Regions from separate parts of the Homo sapiens genome. Here region 2 is linked to region 1. The links are chromatin contacts, found by Hi-C or POLR2A ChIA-PET in ENCODE. All regions are on one chromosome and are shown on one strand. The core of a region is the stretch at or near the end of the contact, and the rest is flanking DNA. Distances in the headings are between cores, read along the strand shown.

Region 1 (4,669 bases), core at 454-2,953:
CGCCGCACCTGGCCTAAACTAAAAGCTTTAGGTTGGCACATTTTCAGGTGAAAAAGACAAAGGAAAGAGCTAGCATGCTACGGTAAAAAGAGAGTATTGATTTTAAACCATGTCACTGTTCTGAGATCTGTGCTCAAAAATAAAGGAGTATTTTAGGTCATTGGAAAAAGAAGAAAGAGAGAAAAGATTGGGCACAGTGGTTCGTGCCTGTAATCCCAGCACTTTAAGAGGCCAAGGTAAGAGAATCACTTGAAGCCAGGAGTTTGAGACCAGCCTGGGCAGCATAGCGAGACCCCATCTCTAGCAAAAAAAGTAAAAAATATAATAACAATTAGCCAGACATGGTGGCATGCTCCTGTAGTCCCAGTTACTCAGAAGGCTCGAGTGGGAAGATCGCTTGAGTCAGGGAGATGGAGGCTACAGTAAGTTGTAATCATGCTGCTGCAGTCCAGCTTGGCTGACAAAGTGAGACCTTGCCTCGGAAAGGAAAGGAAAGGAAAGGAAAGGACAGGAGAGGAGAGGGGAGGGGAGGGGAGGGGAGGGGAGGGGAGGGGAGGGGAGGGGAGGAGCAGAGAAGAGAAGAAAAGAGAAGAAAAGAAAAGAAAGGAAAGGAAGGAAAGGAGGGAAGAAAAGAAAGAGAAAGAAAGAAGAAAACGAGAAAGGGAGGGAGGAAGGCAGGAAGGCAGGACAGAAGAACGCAGGCAGGCAGGCAAGATGGAAGGAAGGAAGGGAGGGAGGGAGGGAAAGAGAAAGAAGGAGAAAGAAGAACTCCAATAGAAGAAGACCAGGGAAGGGTCTAGGCCTAATTTTGTCATTTATTTAAATGTCTTTGAGCATCTCATTGAACTCTCTCTGCTTCTCTGCATTTGCATCTGCAAAATGAGGAAACTGCACATGACTCTGAGGTGATTTCCCACTCAATGATCCTAAGATATTTGAGTACTTGAATATCCTTCAATGATAACATCTGGGAAGAGTATAAAGTCTGATATTAGTCCTCAGTAGTGCTCTCCAAAAGGATGGGTAGATAACTACAGACATTTTTAATTACATATCACTGAGTAACAAATTACCTCCAAATTTAGGAGCTTAAGGCAAGAATAAACATTTATTCTCTCACAGAGTTTCTCAGGGTCAGGAATCCAGGAGTGGCTTAGCTGGGAGGTTCTAGCTTGGGATCTATAAAGGGATTGTAGTCAAGAAGTTGGCTGGACATACAGTCTTCTGAAAATTTGACTAAGGCTGAAGAATCTGTTTCCAAGGTGGCGCTCTCATGGCCGATGGCAGAGTCTTCAGTTGCTTATCACAGGGACTTCCTTGCAGAGCTGTTTGAGTGCCCCTCTGGCATGGCAGTTGGCTTCTTCTGCAATGAGTGATCTAAGAGCAAGAGCAAGGAGGAAGCCACAATGCATGTAATGACTTATTCTCACGGGTTGCACATTGTCACTGCTGCCACATTGAATTCGCTAAAACTCAGTTACTGACTACAGACCACACCCTAGGAGAGAAGAATTAGGCTCCACTTCTTGAAAGGAGTATCAAAGAACTTGCAAATTTATTTGTGAGTTTATTTTAAAAGCCCTCACAAACACGTATTCTTTAAACTAGAGTGGCTCAGCCCTGCAAGACAGGGAAGTTATAACAACCAACATTTCTAGAGTGACTCACTGTTTAGAAAGTATTTCCCCATGTTTTCTCATTGGGTTGTCACAACCCCCCAGTGGAACAACAGCATTAATATCCCCACTTAAAAATGAGGAAATGGAAGCGAGGTCACTTTTGTACAGTTATTTAACAAGTAAGTTGTATAGCTGGGGATTAAGCCCAGCACAAAGCATAAGGCCTTTTCACCATCCTTCAAATGAGAAACTTGGCATGAAGGCCTTTGCACAGAAAAGTTTCATTAGGAAGATTGACTATTCCTTACTTCCTACCAATTGTTTTTACCTATTTTATTAAATTTTTTTATGTTTAACTTACATACTTCCAAAATTACTTGAAGCAGTTTACAAATAAAATGTTTAAGAAAGAAAGAGGAGTAGGGCTGGGCCTGGTGGCTCATGCCTGTAATCCCAGCACTTTGGGAGGCCGAGGTGGACAGATCACTAGAGGTCAGGAGTTCAAGACCAGCCTGGCCAACATAGTGAAACCCCATCTCTACTAAAAATACAAAAATTAGCTGGGCACAGTGGCAGGTGCCTGTGATCCCAGCTACTTGGGAGGCTGAGGTGGGAGAACCACTTGAACCTGAGAGTGGTATGCAGGTCAAACCACTGCACTCCAGCCTCAGCGACAGAGTGAGACTTGGTCTCAAAAAAAAAAAAAAAAAAAAAAAGAAAAAGAAAAAGGAGTAAATAATTCTAGGCACCAGAAATGATCATATTACAACACTTGGCAATAAATTTGGTTCAGATCTTTCTGGCAGCAGAGGTGAAAAGAGAAGCGTGATAGGCTGCAGAGATTTCACTTTCTGACAAGAGTGAGCATGCATGCTATCATTGCCTGAAGCTAAATTCAAGAAGGACTTTATCACGTGGAGTTGTGTAGAGTTAATACCGCTTAACATTGTGGTCAGTATCTTCAATCACACGCTTGCAAAAGATGTACTCATATTAACCCTGAATGTAAACAGAGGACACACCTCACCTGTAAGTTGGTTAATATATTTGAGGAAGAAGCTGAGGAAAGGTGGCCCAGGTACCTTTCTCTCTAATGTCTTTACCAAATTAAGGCATAGAACTTGGAGAATATACAGGAATTGAAGGTTGATCTGTCTGGTGGACTGTCTCTCAAGTATCAGAGTTGTGAGAGTGCTTGAATGACCTGCTAAATCTTGTTAATTTGTCTTGGCATCTTGTAACAGGTACCTACCTGTAATATAAATATTCTATATTGTCAATTAATTAAGGACTTTGCTAAAAGAGAGCAAGGAATGCCAATATAAAGTTAAAGAAAAATATAAAATAAATAAGTTAGGCTGGGCATGGTGACTCATGTCTGAAATCCCAGGACTTTGGGAGGACATGGTGGGAGGGTTGCTTGAGGCCAGGAGTTCGAAACCAGCCTAGGCAAAACAGCGAGACCCCACCTCCCATCTCTACATGTGACTTAAAAAACTTAGCTGGGCATGGTGGTACATGCCTGTAGTCCTAGCTACTTGGAAGACTGTGACAGGAGGTTCACTTGAGCTCAGGAGTTTGAGGCTGCAGTGAGCTATGATTGCACCACAGAACGAGACCCTGTCTAAAAAAAAAAAAAAAAAAAAGTAAAAAAAGTTAGACCGCATGAGCTGTAATAACCCTTTTTGGACCAATATGCTGTGACTCTGTGGCTTTAAGGATGAGATGCCAATATGCATTCTTGTCCCAGTAGAGAGCCAGCCCAGTTTGGCCTGGGTGTGAGAAGCAAAGCTATCAAAAGCTTTGGCCAATTTTTTCCCCCAAAAGGAATTCCAAATATATCCAAGCTTCTATGTTAGTGACTGATTGAAACCAAAGCTTTATACCATATGACATAGAATCCTGGAATAGATAACTTTAGGCTGAAGAAAAAAGAAAAGTTAAGGCAGGTGTGAGCAGCTGTCCAGTTCTGCCATAAAAGAAATCAAGTTTAACTTCAGCGATAACATGCCTTCTTTTAAGCACTCGAGTTTTGTTAGGTTCTCTCCAGTTGGCTGAAAATTACACCCTAAATATTCCTCTAAAAGTAGATAACTTAGTGCACTTTTATTTAATATTACAGTACTTATAAAGGTTTCTATTAATGGGTCTCCTCCTTCGAGAAGAGAATCGTAAATGAAATACATAAAGATTAATAGCCTTTATTTATTTCTTAAACCAGCTGGTCTTCCTCTAAGAAAGCAGATATGCTAAAGTAAATAATCCTTCATTTTAAAAAATAGAAAGCATTCCCCTTGAATGCTGTTTACTGGCTGTGAGCAAATAGGTATTCACTTAGAAGGCTTTGCTCTCTGTTTATTACCCATATTTCTATAATACCTGCTTCAGAAGTGTTGCAGAAAGACAAAATTAATGTGCATGGAAAAAAAGCAGAGAAAATGAGTGTTAATCTTTGTGGAACAATCCAGAGTCCAGAGAAAGAGGCGAGTAGGGGGAGAAGCCACTTGTTGGAATGACTAGTATATTAAGATTCTCTTCTGGGTTATGGGTTAACATCTGCATCATTGAGGTCTATTCACAACAGGATATTGTTCAGTATAACTTTTTGCATCCAACAGAAATACAAATATTAATTTTCATGGCATAGAGAAAACTTCAAAATTTGGGAAAGTACTGAAGGATGTTATCACAAAGTTGTCATTTAGAGTCCAAGAACAGTCTTAACAATTGTACAAGCTTCAGAGCAAGGGCAGAAAATCAAGACATCAAATTGTCATGTGGGAAATCTATTCTGGGGAGTTGTAGAATAAATACTCACTAATAAGAAAAGGTGGGGAAGGTCCTTCTAAGCAAAGGAAATGAGTGACAAGACAAGCAGGTATGAATGACTTTTTTTTTTTTTTGAGATGGAGTCTCGCTCTGTCGCCCAGGCCAGAGTGCAGTGGCACAGTCCCTGCTCACTGCAACCTCCGCCTCCTGGGTTCAAGTGATTCTCCTGCCTCAGCCTCCTGAGTAACTGGGATTACAGGCATGCGCTGCCATGCCTGGTT
Region 2 (4,847 bases), core at 1,410-3,909, 84 kb after region 1:
CCAGTGGTTTTAATTTTGGAGAAATGCTAGAACCAAACCAAAACATTGATAAATAATAGGAAAAATTAACAGTTAGAATGACTCCCTTTCAACTTGATTTTTGTTCCAAAGTTCAAATTTTTACTTAGAATTAAGGTTTTCTTTTCAATCTGAAATTCTTCTTTATATCCTGAGCTCCTAACATTTTAAAAGCACAGGTAATCAATTTGTTAACTAATAACATTATGTTTAATAATGTCATTATTTTCTTAAACACAGTGGTATATTATTGTTACTATAGTAAAGAATTGCCTGGGTGTAATTGCTGGAGATCTGAACATGGTGTATCACATTTTCCAATCAATTAGTTTTAGACTCAACAAAACTACATCAGGGAATTTGTAAGGTGTATTGAGAGACTCCCATTTAGATCTTGATACCACTTCTTTATAGAATCTTTCAAAAATGTGGATTATCACTTCCTTGAAGTGGCACCATGCTTCATTAAAGAACATTGCTTGTGGAGCAAGTAATAACAGTAAGCTATAGTGTTGTATCTTTGTAGGGCATTCTCCATAGGAAAGATAGTTCTATCAGTTTTAGCTACCTGAATTTGGTAAAATAGTTCCCTTTTCTCTCCATTGTAAAATTTGAAAAGTTAGGGTCTGGGTACACTGGCTCACGCCTGTAATCCCAGCACTTTGGGAGACCGAGGCCGGCAGATCACGAGATAAGGAGATCGAGACAATCCTTGCTAACACAGTTAAACCCCGTCTCCACTAAAAATACAAAAAATTAGCCGGGCGTGGTGGCGGACGCCTGTAGTCCCAGCTACTCTGGAGGCTGAGACAGGAGAATGGTGTGAACCTGGGAGACAGAGCTGGCAGTGAGCCGAGATTGCGCCACTGCACTCCAGCCTGGGCGACAGAGCGAGACTCCATCTCAAAAAAAAAAAAAAAAATTGAAAAGTTAATGTCAACTTACAATTTTTTTCTCCATCGTGGAAATTAACTTAAACATTACAGATCAGTTTTTTTAAATCATCATTTAACTGTGCTTTAATCATGTTAAATTGTAATTGATCTAAATAATAATGTAGTTTAATAGATAAAATTCCATAATAATCTTTTTGTTTTGGTTGCATGTGTTTTAACAGATGACTTGCTATTACAGTTTATTCATATAGTGAGCACCTACTGCATACAGATTTGTATTTGAGAACTCAATATTGTACACACATGAGTCATCTTGAACGTGAATAATACAAGCTTATAACTTTGGCCATATTTCTCTAATGGGCATGTATGCTATTAAGAAAAAATACTGCCCAGGATTAAAAGTTATAGCCTAAAATATTGAGTGTGCATTTCCAGTTTATTGTGGAAACTAGTTGGCATTTTTTTTTCTCAGCACAAATACAGTGGTATGACATTTTCTTCATTGCTAGGTTACTTAGTTATAATTCTTTAGGAGTCTGAATTTGAGTGATCTCTACAGCTGTTAACACAGATTTCCCTGGTTTATTTCACCTTATGCTATTGCTTCATATTCTCAAATTGGAATATTACAGTATTTCATCCTTGGGATTCAACAGTTTTGGTTTGCTGAGAAATCAATTACAGGTTAAGAAGTGATTTCTTTGAAACATTAAATAATGATAGGTGGTTTGTTTACTGGGAAAAGAGAATAAATGTTATCAGTGAATTGGGATAAAGTCATTATTTTGGAAAGGCAAAGAATATAAGTAGTTTATGGAACAGAATATGGCTTCCTTATTTGTTTTATATGTGGGGCTCATTATCTTTAACCTTTGTTGATCATTGTAGAGTCAGGAATGAGGGAAACCCTCACCTTGTGGCTTTCCGACCTTCGTTTTTCCTTTTTAAATTAGAAATAATGCTGCCTCTCAGGATTGTTAATGATACTTAAATGAGAATACACATAAGGAGATGTATTTTGTCTATTGCTGTCTCGTTTACTTTGCTATATGAAGCCAGTTGAGGAAGCTACAGGTATAAGTGGCAATGAGACTTCATCTAATCTTACAGATTTAGAGAATGGAGATAGAGAAGATAATTTGGAAATCCAGTTGATGGAATTTGTTAGTGAACTGCCTGTGGTGGAAGGCAAGATGAGGGAGGAGATCAGTAATACTAGTGCTGTAGACAGTAGAGACACCACATGACTTTAGGAAACATGCCTGTGCAGAAGTTGGTGAGAGGAGGAATATTAAGAATTAAATAGCTACAGTGGAGCTCATCTTTAAAGAAAAACTAGTCTCTTGTTTCTTAATTAAGCAATTTGACGTAGGGCGATTGACTAGACAGTTAACTAGTAAATTAACTGTAACACAACACCTTTGCAGCTTGTACAATTTGAGTTCATACATAGCATAGCAAAGTATCAAGTAAATACATAACATGAATGACTCAAAACTCTGAAAATCGTGTCCACTTCCTAGGGGCCTTGTTCTTGTCTTCTGCATTGCCACCCCGACTCACTCTCTCAAGGCTTTCCCTCCTATACTAGTGTTTCCATAAGTTACTGATGATGTGTACTTTAATCAGTGCTTGGTGATCTGGCCAGTCTCAATTCCAAACCTTTCCAAAGGCAAACATTGTCAGATGTTTGTAGAAGCATTAATGAGCTTGTAGTATTACCCAAGGCAAAGCAGCTTGCAGTTAGATCTTGCACCATCAAGCCTTGTGCTCCTGTGCTGTTTTTTTCCCTTTCAGAGCCTCATGGCCTCCTGTGAGGCTTGAGTGAGCAGATACTAGCTGGTGGGCCTGCTCTTTTGGTCCTAGCAATGCAGGAAGGCAACGTGACAGCTTAATGGCTCAGATACACGTTGGCAGAAAGCCAGTAAGCTTTGTATTGTGGTTAAGACCGCTTCTTCAAAGTGGTTTTCATTTTTACCACAAATGTAGGTTTGATCATTATAATGTAAGTTACAATTCAAAAGAAGAAATGTATTGCTTTGTATTAACACTCAAGCAAAAAAGGCATTTCCTTTTTCATGTAATGGTGTTACATAAAATGTTTTGGAAATCTCTTCTCCCCCATTCTGAACATAGGAATTTTGATTCCCATCATTTTATTTTAGTTTATTGCATTATTTTTAAACTCGTGTAGAATATCTACAATGTCCTATTTTATATGTGTTTAAAAGTGGCAATTGTCATCTTTAATTTTTTCCTTAGGGGCAGGCTTCTCTGAAGTAGCTTAACCCCTTATAAACCTGACTGATGGTCTTTCCTTTGTGCATTAGGCCTTATTCTGAAGGGCTCCATAAATGCTCTGGTCTCTGTTATTGAAAAGGAAAGATGCACTGCTGGATTCAAGTACATGAAAATACCAAACTGTGTGTCAAAGGCTTGGCTGCTAAGAAATTGGCCAAACATGGTTTGATGGAGGCTGGACTGGTACTGTGTCTGTGTAATTTCTACCAACAGAAAAAAGAACACAAAACCTCTTCATTAAATGGAACTCTATGTAGATTCATGTTCTTTTTCAATTTAGAAAAAAAGCGTTCTTTGCAGAATTCTGATTGATAGTGTAAGCCGTACATTCAGAAGACTGTCACAGTCCCTACTGCAATTGTAACATAGTGCTCTTGTGCAGGAAAAATGCAAGAGAAATTGTTTCAGCATCAGATTTATGACATACATATATGTGCACACACAAGTGTCTTTATGTGTGTATGTATGTAGTCAAGGTGTGGCACCCATAACAGATGTCTTTAGATTTCCTGAATTTTGTGTTTACAGCTTTATTTTTTACTTTTTTTTTTTTTTTTTTTTGGAGATGGAGTCTTGCTCTGTCACCCAGGCTGGAGTGCAGTGGCACGATCTTGGCTCACTGCAGCCTCCGCCTCCTGGGTTCAAGCGTTTCTCCTGCCTCAGCCTACTGAGTAGCTGGGCTTACAGGTGCCCGCCACCGGCTTACAGGCGCACACCACCATGTCCAGCTAATTTTTGTATTTTTAGTAGAGACGGAGTTTCATCATGTTGGCCAGGCTGGTCTCAAACTCCTGACCTCAGGTGATCCACTCGCCTCGGCCTTCCAAAGTGTTAGGACTACAGGCGTGAGCCACCATGCTCTGCCATGTTTACAGCTTTAGAAAACATTTTCTTACTTCTAGTAATCAAGGAAAAATTTACTCTTTACCCTTGCAAAATTTAGTCAGTACTGAAGGTTTGGGAAGGTAATGAAAGAAAGTTTCCTTTCAGATTTTTTGTTGCCTCCCTCACTCACACTAAATCAGTGCTATATCATAGAAGGTTTTAGGTCAGTTAGTGCACTTTACAATTCTGTCATAAAAATTCATATCCGGTCACCCTTTTCTTTTTTTTTTTTTCGAGATGGAATCTCGCTCTGTCACCAGGCTGGAGTGCAGTGGCACCATTTCGGCTCACTGCAACCTCCATCCCCCAGGGTTCAAGCAATTCTCCTGCCTCAGCCTCCCGAGTAGCTGGGACTACAGGTGCGCACCACCATGCCCAGCTAATTTTTGTATTTTTAGTAGAGACAAGGTTTCACCATGTTGGCCAGGATGGTGTTGATCCCTTGACCTAGTGATCCACCTGCCTCCCAAAGTGCTGGGATTACAGGCGTGAGCCAGTGTGCCCGGCCCCTGGCACTCTTTTCACAACATAGTGTCCATAATTGAAATGCAATTAAATTCTGTCCTAATGCAGAGTACGTGGAAAATCATGAACATTATAATCTAGTTAACAGAGTACGTGGAAAATCATGAACATTATAATCTAGTTAACATTTTGAACTGAATTTACCAGTATATGAACTTGTGCAAGGTAGTTTCTAAGCTGGTTTCCTCATCTGTATGATGAGGATAATAATAACTACCT

The links. A loop is a pair of places that touch in the nucleus more often than their neighbours do. ChIA-PET counts read pairs that join two places held with the same protein, here RNA polymerase II (POLR2A). Pooled maps may share reads with other maps.
Region 2: a pooled map shows a loop between it and region 1 (1.8-fold over the local background). The contact joins two enhancer-like sites. A Hi-C loop is called at or near these places in 1 of 50 pooled maps. POLR2A ChIA-PET finds 5 or more read pairs at or near these places in 3 of 52 experiments (A673, WTC11 and activated T-cell).

What each region holds. Positions count from the first base shown.
Region 1 is chr4:26,287,073-26,291,741 of GRCh38, forward strand. It overlaps LOC105374542 (a long non-coding RNA gene), which reads right to left. Exons shown (of 2, transcript XR_925508.3): 2 at 1,081-1,377. It also overlaps a transcript of RBPJ not described here. Among named protein-coding and RNA genes, the nearest start is that of RBPJ, 32 kb to the right of the region's middle. RefSeq lists an enhancer at 1,573-1,622 and a silencer at 1,793-1,842. Within about 2 kb of position 1,704, at least 8 of the 41 ENCODE cell types and tissues checked have a DNase peak (open chromatin) inside an H3K27ac peak, as active enhancers do.
Region 2 is chr4:26,370,157-26,375,003 of GRCh38, forward strand. All of the region lies in intron 1 of RBPJ (recombination signal binding protein for immunoglobulin kappa J region), which reads left to right. Among named protein-coding and RNA genes, the nearest start is that of RBPJ, 52 kb to the left of the region's middle. RefSeq lists enhancers at 2,214-2,714, 2,890-2,939 and a silencer at 2,511-2,805. Within about 2 kb of position 2,660, at least 5 of the 41 ENCODE cell types and tissues checked have a DNase peak (open chromatin) inside an H3K27ac peak, as active enhancers do.